Regions from separate parts of the Homo sapiens genome. Here region 2 is linked to region 1. A link is an interaction called in ENCODE POLR2A ChIA-PET data of the cell type or tissue named here. Cell type or tissue: Caco-2. All regions are shown on one strand. Links, peaks and the distances in the headings refer to the core of each region. The heading gives the core; the rest is flanking DNA.

The links. Peaks named below come from ENCODE experiments on the same cell type or tissue, not always from the same donor. Only the 100,000 strongest peaks of a DNase experiment are listed, where the experiment ranks them.
Region 2: POLR2A ChIA-PET joins it to region 1 with 13 read pairs; 3 of 35 experiments call an interaction of 5 or more read pairs at or near these places.

The regions. Positions count from the first base shown.
Region 1 is chr14:71,182,468-71,187,845 of GRCh38, forward strand. No RefSeq gene overlaps it. Among named protein-coding and RNA genes, the nearest start is that of SIPA1L1, 140 kb to the right of the region's middle. RefSeq lists an enhancer at 5,156-5,378. In Caco-2, for the core only: no CTCF peak of the experiment used is centred there; no DNase peak of the experiment used is centred there.
Region 2 is chr14:71,377,688-71,383,065 of GRCh38, forward strand. All of the region lies in intron 2 of SIPA1L1 (signal induced proliferation associated 1 like 1), which reads left to right. Among named protein-coding and RNA genes, the nearest start is that of SNORD56B, 18 kb to the right of the region's middle. In Caco-2, for the core only: no CTCF peak of the experiment used is centred there; a DNase peak (open chromatin) is centred at 2,754.

The sequences.
Region 1 (5,378 bases), core at 211-5,210:
TCCAAAATGCCATTTTAGTGAAAGCTCTTATAATTGGCTTATGCCTTTTGTTTTGTTATTCCAAGTGATACATGATACTCTCAGAAGGCTCTCTCCTCTGATTTTCCAACACCCTTTCCCTTCCTCTCGTAAACACACCCTGTTTAGGCTGCAAGTGGTGGAGTCCCTGGAAGCCCACACTTGGAAATCAGCCCAGCACATTTCTAGGGAGCAAGTTTTTCTGAGAACAGTAATTCCAGCAAGCTGAAACTTATTGAGCGTCCTCCGCCTGAGGAAGACACAGTTATCCAGTTGAGTTGGTGTCTTGGGGCCCACACACCTGGGAGGCAGGTAGGTGCCCACGGCGGGGCTGCAGGAGGCCAGGACAAGCAGTGCTGGGAGATGCTTAGTGTGATAGATGCTTACAAAGACCAGGGAACTGAAGGTCAAAGGCAGGAATATGGGCGTGAATGAAGCCACAAAGCTACTTCCCAGAACAATTAGGTTGTTGCTGAGAATGATAATAATAATGCAATAATTATGATTTACCGTTTACTATTTGCCAGGCATTTTATGTATGTTATTTTGCTTCTTTCCTACAGCAACTCCAGGGGATTTATACTATTTATGTCTCCATTTTGCAGAGATGTGAAATAATGTTCCTAATGCCACCCAGCAAGTTAGGGGCAGAGGGAAGTTTGAGCCTTGGCCGCCTGGGCCTGTCGTTCCCACTGTGCCCCTCCTGAGGCGGGAGCCCAGGCAGATGGCTGAATGAGCTGTGGTGAGTGGCAGGCACAGAAGCCACCATCAGGGTTTCTCTGTGAAAAGTGTGTGGGGCTGAGCCCTCCCACAGAATGCTTCAGGGTGGACCTGGACCATGTGGGGTTTACAAGGATCAAGTTCTGCTAATTAACATCTGTCATGTGAAGCCACAGTACCCCACGCTGGGCTGGGTGCAAAACATGGGCCTTGCCCTCTGAGGAGTTTACTCTCTAATAGGGAAGAGGAGAAAGTCCACAGACACCTAGAGGCACCAAAAGACTCTTGGAGATTTGCGAAGAAAGTGCTAAGACGAGTCGGGCGCAGTGGCTCACGCCTGTAATCCCAGCACTTTGGGAGGCTGAGGTGGGCGGATCACAAGGTCAGGAGTTTGGGACCAGCCTGACCAACATGGTGAAACCCCATCTCTACTGAACATACAAAAATTAGCCAGGCGTGGTGGTGCATGCCTGTAATCCCAGCTACTCAGGAGGCTGAGGCAGGAGAATCGCTTGAACCCAGGAGGCGGAGGTTGCAGTGAGCCGAGATTGCGACACTGTACTCCAGCATTGGTGACAGAGTCAGACTCCATCTCAAAAAAAAAAAAAAAAAAGAAAAGAAAGTGCTAAGACGGGCGTCATAGGGAGTCAGGGAGGTCCTGAAAGAAGGTGGCATTTGAGAAACTGAAGAAGAGCTGGGGTGGTTTCGACGGGCAGAAAAGGTGGTGAAGACATGCCTATCAGCTTATCTGTAGCCTGGGAAGGCTACGAGGAAAGCCAGCAACGCTTAATTGCTCCAGGACTAAGTGCTGAAGGGGCCTTTTAAAGCCTGGATCTGAGAGATCACTCTTTTGAGTCTCCAACTGGGAACAGTGACTAGTTAAACTATCAGTCAAGAAGCTGCCAGCACTTCACTTGGACTGAAAAGCAATTCCCAGTGGAGCCCTTGTGGGCCCAGGGAGATGGGCTTCACAAAATCTCTCCCACCTGTGGGTCACCAGGCTGGCTCTGTTCCCATGCAATAGGTTGTTGGGAAAATGGTCCTTGCCAGAGTGGCAGATGGCCCTTTTATCAGGACTAGTACTTCAGCTGCCAGACTGATTTCTTTTTAAGGTTTATTTTTATTAAAAGCTAAGTGAAGCAGTCTGAGGCAGCGCTGTGCAATAGAACTTTCTGTGATGGTGGAAATGTTCTAGGCTGTGTTCAGTGTGGCAGTCACTAGTCACATGGAGCTATGCAGCAGCTGAAATGTGACATATGCCACCGAGATAATGAATTTTTCATTTCACTTAATTTTAATTCATGTATGCTAGTGGCTACTGTATTGGACAGTGTAGGGCTGAGTGATCTTGGGATGAAACGAAGAATCATGCAAATTTGCCAACAAATTTGCAGAAACAGCTTCTCTAGTCACATGTGATGTTTACAGGGTCCTGGTCATACAGAGTAGGAGAATCTTACACCATGTTTCAAAAGGGGACATGCAAACATGTATTCCCCTGTCTAATTAATAGGTATGCTATTCTATAGACCCTGTATGCTAGTAATCAGATGCAGGGGTGACCAGCCAACTTGGGTGTGCAAAGTATAGAACAGAAAAGAAAAGAAATGCTTTGAGATCTGTAACTAAAAATTTCAAGATGTTGCTTTTGATAATTGTGTTGTTGTTGTTACTGTCCTAAAGACAGCTATATTTTCCCCCTTTGATCACAGACCATCGAGTTTCATCTTTCTTTTTTGTGGGGCAGGGGAATAAAAAATTCCTTTTTTTCTTTTTCTTTTTTTTTTTTTTTTTGGAATACAGGGTCTTGCTCTGTCACCCAGGCTGGACTGCGGTGGTGTGATCTTGGCTCACTGCAACCTCTGCCTTCTGGGTTCAAGAGATTCTCCTGCCTCAGCCTCTCAAGTAGCTGGGATTACAGGTGCATGCTACCACACTCGGCTAATTTTTGTATTTTTAGTAGAGATGGGGTTTTGCCTGTTGGTCACGCCGGTCTCGAACTCCTGACCTCAGGTAATCCACCCGCCTCAGCGTCCCAAAGGGCTGGGATTACAGGCATAAGCCATTGTGCCCAGCCAAGAATTCCTTTCTTAGTGGGCATAATAATAGCTAGTCTTCATTGAGTGCCTACTGTGTGCCACATGCCCTACATATGTGTATCTTTTATACTCACATAAACACCCAACAATGGGTATTACTGAGACGATTTGCATTTGAGAAAACTGAAGCCAAGAGGAGGTAAGCAATCATGAGTGCTAAAGTTCCAAATTATGTATTCTTTATGTTGAGTCCATCTTTTAGAACACAAGAAAGTAACCCCCCTGTAAGCCAGAGGTGGTAAAATCCTTAGAAGCCTGCACTCAGAAATCAGCCCAGCTTATTTCTAGGGAGCTAGTTTTTCTGAGAATTCCAGCCAGCCAATTCTGGAATCTCCGACACCTTAAATTTCCAAATACAAAAAGTAGCTTGACCTGCACTTCACATAGTAATCACAGGACTGTAAATGATCAGAGCAGGATGGGAACTTGGAGATCTTCTTGTCAAAATACTTATTTTACAGATGAGACTCTGAAGCCAGTGTTTACTATTTGCCAGGCACCACTGACCAGCACCACTGACCAGCAAGTTAGCCTCAGGGGAAGGGGATGGGGCGGGCCAGTTACTTGTAATAACTTATGTTGAATCTACCATTTGATTGAGTTCCAGAGTGTAGTCACAGTTAACTGTGCAACCCAAAGTAGTTTCAAAACCCTTGGGAAAACTCCCCCATTACCTCCAAATCTTCCTAATTCTATTCTTATTCTCTTTCCCCCTCATTCCATAAGATTTTTATTATATACGTTGACATAATTTCTTCCCTAATTCCCCCATCTGTCTAATTTGCTCCTTTTTGCCCTTTACAAAAAACCAAGAAAACCATATTGTCTGGGCAGATTCTTTCTTTGAAGAGCTGGGGGTCAGGAAAAGGCGAGAGAATGAAAACTCTGGCTGGCAAAGCTAGAGCCCTCTGGATCGCTCAGGGTGTGGGCCCAGGCTGAGAACATTCACATGAGCAATTTCCATCCCATCTCAGTACAAAACACAAATGTGACATGTGACTAGGGAAGAACAAGAAGTCAGCTATACCTTGCTGTGGTCAGCAGTTAGCGGCCAACCCAATAAGCCATTCCTTCACACCTTTTTCTTGCTAATAAAACCTTGATTTGATTTGAGTAACAGTGACAGATTCAGATGATGAAACATTACTTGTCTAAGCTAATCATGACTAGCTTGCTCCCTTTCACCAGCTACTTGATTTACCAAGCTCCGTTGCAGCTGGTGGTGGCGATGAGGTCTGGTTTGGCCCAGGACACTGGCAGACAAAATAATGGCATCCCCAGGATGTCTGCATCCTAATCTTCAGAACCTAAGACTATGTTAGTTACATAGCAAGGAGGAATTAAGGTTGTAGATGGAATTAAGTTTGCTAATCAGCCAAAAGGAAAATAGGGAGATTATCCTGGTGGGCCCAGTATAATCACAAAGGTCCTGAAATATTGAAGAGAGAGGCGGAAGAGACGGTGTCAGAGAGATGCAGCATGGGGAAGGCTCAACCAGCCATTGATGGCTTCGGAGATGGAAGGGGTCATGAGCCAAGGAATGCAGGAAGCCTCTAAAAGCTAGAAAAGGAGGCTGGGCCTGGTGGCTCACACCTTGTAATCCTAGCAGTTTGGGAGGCTGAGGCAGGCGGATCACAAGGTCAGAAGTTCAAGACCAGCCTGGCCAATATGGTGAAACCCCGTCTCTACTAAAAACAGAAAAAAATTAGCTGGGTGTGGTGGCACACACCTGTAATCCCAGCTACTCAGAAGGCTGAGGCAGGAGAATTGCTTGAACCTGGGAGGCAGAGGTTGCAGTGAGCCGAGATCGCACCATTGCACTCCAGCCCAGGCGACAGTGAGAGACTTCATCTCAAAAAAAAAAAAAAAAAAAAAAAGCTGGAAAAGGCAAGCAAATGGATTCTCCTCCCTAGAGCCTCTAGAAGGAACATCGTCAGCTGACACCTTGATATTAGCCCTGTAAAACCCGTTTGGGATGTTGACCTCCAGAACTAGAAGATAATACATTTGGATTGTTTTGAGCCAATAAGTTTGTTACAATTTGTTACAGCAGCAGTAAGAAACTAACACAGGCAAATAAGGGAAATTCTGCAGGAGGCCTCTCTAAGCCTTGCTTTTCTGTTAAAAGGAGAAAACGTGGCTGGTGCCTCCCTTTCCTTTATTCTTCCTGACTTGAAAATGGACGTGATGACAGGGGCTGTGGCAGCCCTCTTGCAACTACTAAGCCACAAGCATGAGGATGAAAAACTGTATACCAAGGATAATTGAGAGGAAAGAAAGAAAAAACCTGGGAATTTCATTACACTGTTGAGTTACTAAAATCATCCTAGAACTGTGGACTTCTAGGCTCCTTGTTATGTTAGAACAGTAAGTCCTGCGGGTTTAAGTCCTGTGAATTGGATCTTATGTTACTCGCACAGTTTATCAGGGTTCTTACTGTATAGAAAATGGGCATGAGCCAAAAAAAGAAAAAGAAGGAAATTGTGTGACTTAACTTGCAGGGCACAAAAGGGGGTGGGGGCCATGGGACCATAAATAGCT
Region 2 (5,378 bases), core at 168-5,167, 200 kb after region 1:
TTGAGCACTGAGTGAGTGAGACTCCGTCTGCAATCCTGGCACCTCGGGAGGCCGAGGCGGGCAGATCACCCGAGTTCAGGAGCTGGAGACCAGTCCGGCCAACACGGCGAAACCCCGTCTCCACCAAAAAATACAAAAACCAGTCAGGCGTGGCGGCGCGTGCCTGCAATCCCAGGCACTCGGCAGGCTGAGGCAGGAGAATCAGGCAGGGAGGTTGCAGTGAGCCGAGATCGCAGCAGTACAGTCCAGCCTCGGCAACCGAGGGAGACCGTGGAAAGCAGGAGATGGAGACGAGGGAGAGGGGGAGACAGTGGAAAGAAGGAGAGGGAGAGGGAGAGCTAATCTTCTTAAATGTCTATAGGATCTCTGGTTTTTTGGTTTTGTATTTCCATTTCTGATACTAATGATTTGTGTTTTGTCTTTTTTTTTTTGATCACTCTAACTAAAAGTGTGTCGGTTTTGTTGATATGGTACTTTTAAAGACTCAGCTTTTGGCTGTGTTAATTTTTTCTGTTGTCTTTTTTTCATTTCAGTGACTTCTGTTTTCTGTTATTTTCTTCTTTCTATTTTGGGTTTAGTTTGCTCTTTTTCTTGTTTCTTAAGGTGGAACCTTAGGTAACTGTGGTAGATCTTTCTTATTTTCTTTTATTAAGCATTTAAAATAAGACATGTTTTCTATTTGTTGCCATTTGGTTCAGATGTTTTCTGATTTCCTTTTTGGTTTCATTTTTGACCTATGAGCTCTGGAGGTGTGTTGTTTCATACATTGGGGATTTTCTTAGATATCCTGTTATTGATTTCTAATTTAATTCTGTTGTGGTCAGAGAATATTTGTGGAATTTCAATCCTTTTATTGAGAGCCCACCATATGATATGATCTGTCTTGATAAATGTACCATGTGCATTTGAAAGGAATGTGTCTTTTTCAATTGCCACATTTTCTGTGAATGTTAATTAGGTTGATAGTGTTTTTCAGAACTTCTAGGTCATTCCTGATTTTTTTTTTTGTCTAATTGTTCTATCACTGAGTGATACATTGAAAATCTATGATGATTTTGTCATTGTCCTTTTTTTATTATGTCTGTTGTTGCTTCATTTATTTTGAGATGTGTGTACATTCATAATTGTATGCCTTCATGAATTGTCTCCTTTATAATTATGAAATGTTGCTTTTCATAATTATACTCTTGATGGTAATACTCTATTTAAAAGTTGATTAGAAGCTCTGTGTGTGGTGAGGCTGGCATTCCTTTGCCTCTGGATGATCTGTTTGGGCCCTGCCATTTCAATGGTAGTCCCCTTATTGATCTAGTTCTTCTCATTTTCAGCCTCACCCCTTAGTACCTCAGTTTCTTAGCCGTTCTGAAGTTCTGTATCATGAATAGATTGCTTCCTCCTGGTGACTTCCTCACACTTCGTTTTCAGCTTTCTCCAGTTTGCTAAATCAATTCCCAGTTATGTGTTGCTTTTCTATCTGTCAGAATTTTGTTGACATCTCATATGCTGTTGCCTTTTTTTCATATTTTTCTGTCATGTTCTTTGTTGTCATTTCCGGAGGGAATGGAGGTAAGTGTCATCCACTTACTTACATTACATTAAGACTTTCTTTCTTTCTTTTTTTTTTTTTCCTTTAAGAGACTGGGTCTCACTCTGTTGCCCAGGCTGGAATACAGTGGCCTGATCATTGCTCACTGCAGCTTCAAACTCCTGGGCCTGAGCAGTCTTCCCACCTCACCCTCCCAAGTAGCTATGACTACAGGTGCAGGCCACCGTGCCTGGCTAATTAATTTTTTTTTTTTTTTTAAAGAAATGTGGTCTCGCTGTGTTGCCCAGTACTGGCCTCAAGCGAGCCTCCTACCTCAGCCTTCCAAAGTGTTGGGATTATAGGCGTGAGCCACTGCACCTGGCACAGTAAGACTTTTAATTGACATACATTGTTGTTAACCTGATCTTTAAAATATAAAACACTAATTCAGTGTTATCTTCTGCCATGTAAGGAAAAAAGAGTGCGTGTGTGTGCGCGCGTGCGCGTATGGTGTCTATTTCAGTGATTTGAAAACTAATGTATTTCTTGCTGTAGATTTCATTTACATTAGAAAGTATTAGTGGTGTTTACTTTCTTTGTGCTTCGTTTGGTAGACATTGAGCAGTATTTTATACATTTTCCATTTTACAATTTTAATACCGTCTTTTTTTGTTATGGGGCTCACTATCACATAAAATGTTTTTGTAAATGATTAGCTATTTTTTGTGTTTTGATAACTTATTATTGCCATATTCTTTCAAGTGCCTTCTTTTTGAAAATAATAATAATAATATAGAATAGAGGTTTCTTTGACCTAGGATTTGAAAGTCACAGAGTTGCCATTTTAATCTAAGTCATGTAAATATACTGCTAGTTTCTTCACCCAGAAATGTAAACTTCACAGAGTTGTTAAGGGTATCTTACTTGTAAGGTAATAGAAAAGGGTTTAAAAACATACCTAATGTGTGTAAAATTGTGTATGGAATAATTAACATACTTTTGGATAGTTAGGAATTAAATTATTTGTGTTTATGTCCTTTGATAATTAAATGGTTCTTGTAGATAACTTTTAGTTGAATATCCTTTGTGGTGTAAAACTTGTCCCATGCTTTGTAAAATGACGCTCATCTCATAACTTCTTCATATCCCAGATACAGTCCTGCATGAAGGTAGACAGCTGCCCAAATATGGTACTTAAATGCTCAAGAACTTACAGGCCTCTAAATTGCTCCATGTTCAGTCTGGTATTTTGCGATGCATTCCAAAGATTCCTGTTAATTGCCTGTGTTGTTACTGAAGAAGTTATATCCTGGGATGTTATCTGCCTTTGGCCTCTGGACAAAAATTTGGTTTTATCTGGAGAACAAGACTTTAAGAGAATAGGATACAGGACTCTTAAGTTTTTTGGATAGCAGGGTAGAAGAAATCTAAAATCTATGCAATGTCAGGGTTGGTAGGCCTTGATAGAGAGCCATAGCTCTTAGCCTTGGGAAGCAGGGAAATGATTCCAAGTAGAGTAGGGATACAATATCTATTTTTCAGGCCTTTTAGATCCAGCCCTGTCTGATCTCTTAATCATCATAATACTTATGTAGTTATTGTCATGTTTGAGTATAAAATCCATGCACTTGAAGACCAAAGATCCAAGTACTAGCAGCTTAGCAACACTTATATGCTGCCCATGTAAGCCTCTTAAAGCATATTTCACAAGTGAGGAAAAGTAGAAGTTTCCCACCCTTAATGGGAAGAAATGAAGGAAAAAAGGAATATTAATAATTGACTATTACCCCCATAGTGCAATTGGCATTTGTACAAAATATAAGACATTCATTGATATGACTTATTTTATTTTATTTTTGAGATGGAGTCTGGCACTGTCGCCTGGGCTGGAGTCCAGTGGCGTGATCTTGGCTCACTGCAACCTCCGCCTCCCGGGTTCAAGTGATTCTCCTGCCTCAGCCTTCCGAGTAGCTGGGATTACAGGTGCCCACCACGGTGCCCGGCTAATTTTTTGTATTTTCAGTAGAGACGGGGTTTCACTGTGTTAGCCAGGATGGTCTCAATCTCCTGACCTCGTGATCCGCCCTCCTTGTCCTCCCAAAGTGCTGGGATTACAGGCATGAGCCACCATGCCTGGCCCCAATATGACTTATTTAATGAGTTTGGAATCCCCCTCACCCCGCCCTTCATATTCGTATATTTGAAAGAAGCTAGATTATAGAGGGAAAGATAAATTTATAATGATTTTGCTAATTTTGTGATAATGGTGATGGGTATATTAAAAATAGTTTAAAAAATGGAAAATAGAGTTATATAACTGAATGTTTGTATTTGTTGACATAAAGTATAGACAGCTTTAGCACTTGAAAAATCGGGTGGATTCTTGTTTTAGAAGCTGTTCCAGTGAATTCCCTTTCCTTATGATCTTTTTGTCCTAGAAATATTCAAAATAATCTTTATCATAAAGTAACATTATTATTGAATTGAACAGACTTACTTTGGTCCTTTGTTGGCAACTGCATTGTGGTGATTTTCTGTATTTCTGATAGACTGTGTGTGCTGGTCAGGTTGTTAATTCTTGGTGCCCTCTTCTCTGTGAATATATTTCTGGTATGATAACCTTACTATCTTTCTATGCCTAATTCCTTTTTGAATCCATGATACCCATTGTGATATTATGAAAATAACTGCATTTACAGATTTTAGAGATGGGGTAGTACTGTCTGAGTTCTGCTTTATCCTATTTTCTCTTTTTTTGTTTAAATTTTTGAGGTTCTTTTTAAAAGTCATCAGTACTGCATAGTAAATGAAGAATGTCTTTGAATTCCTTGAGTGTGCTTAAATGTGAGAATGTTTCTACTTGTAAGAGGAAGCCAATCCAAGTTAACATTTTTTTCTGCTAATTAAAGTTTAGAATTTTAATCAAGTAATACTTAGCAATAATTATGCTGTCTAGTTAGAATAGTGTTAGAGGACAGTGGTAATTTCTGGATTAGGTGCTCTTCCCCTCTGCTTTCACTAGGGAGAAAGGCGCTAAAGCTAAGAATTCTATGTAGTTTGGTGCTGATATTATTATTGCATAAGCCAAGTGTTTGGGGTGGTTCTAGACTAGCTTTTCTTTACTTGGGTGGTAGAAAACATATCCGGATGAAATAGGCTTTAGAATCTGGATAAGCAATGAATATGATATGGAAACTTTGTCCCACCTTTTGTAAATACGTAACAGAAAGATAACAAAAGCCTAAACAAATTTACATTAGAACTTGTTCAGAGAATTAAGAAGGAAGGAGAGAGATTCGTTTAGCCAGTAGCAGTCCGAAGGTGACTCCATTTTGGCAGTTGTCGGTCTCTTTAAGAACACCATCTTGTTCTTGACTTTTCTGTAGGAGTCACTAAGGACTGAGCTGTGTAGAATTGCTCTCAGAGTTTCTCCCTCGGTAAGGGTTTTTTTTTGTAATTAGGATGAATTGCTTGATAGATATTATAGCACTTTTAAAAGCACCAGTCTGTTCTTAATTAAAGGAGAGAGTATTTTTATTTGTTCAACAGCAAATATTGAGTGCCCATATGTGAAAGATCAGTTCTCTGGGGAAGACCAAGATCAGTAAGATATAGTTTCTGCTCTTAAAGAGTTGTAGCCTTGTCGAGGAAATCAGAAGTGACCATAATCATAACACAGTGATGGGTGCCCCAGAGAGGCCCAGCAGAATATTCTGGGAGTTTAAAGGATGGAGAAACACTGATTTCCCCAATGAATAGAGGGAGTGAAGGCTTCATGTGGGAGGTAGTATTTAAGCAGTGTCTTACTAGATGGGACTTGAACCTATGAAGAGTTTTTCAGATTGAGGCATGT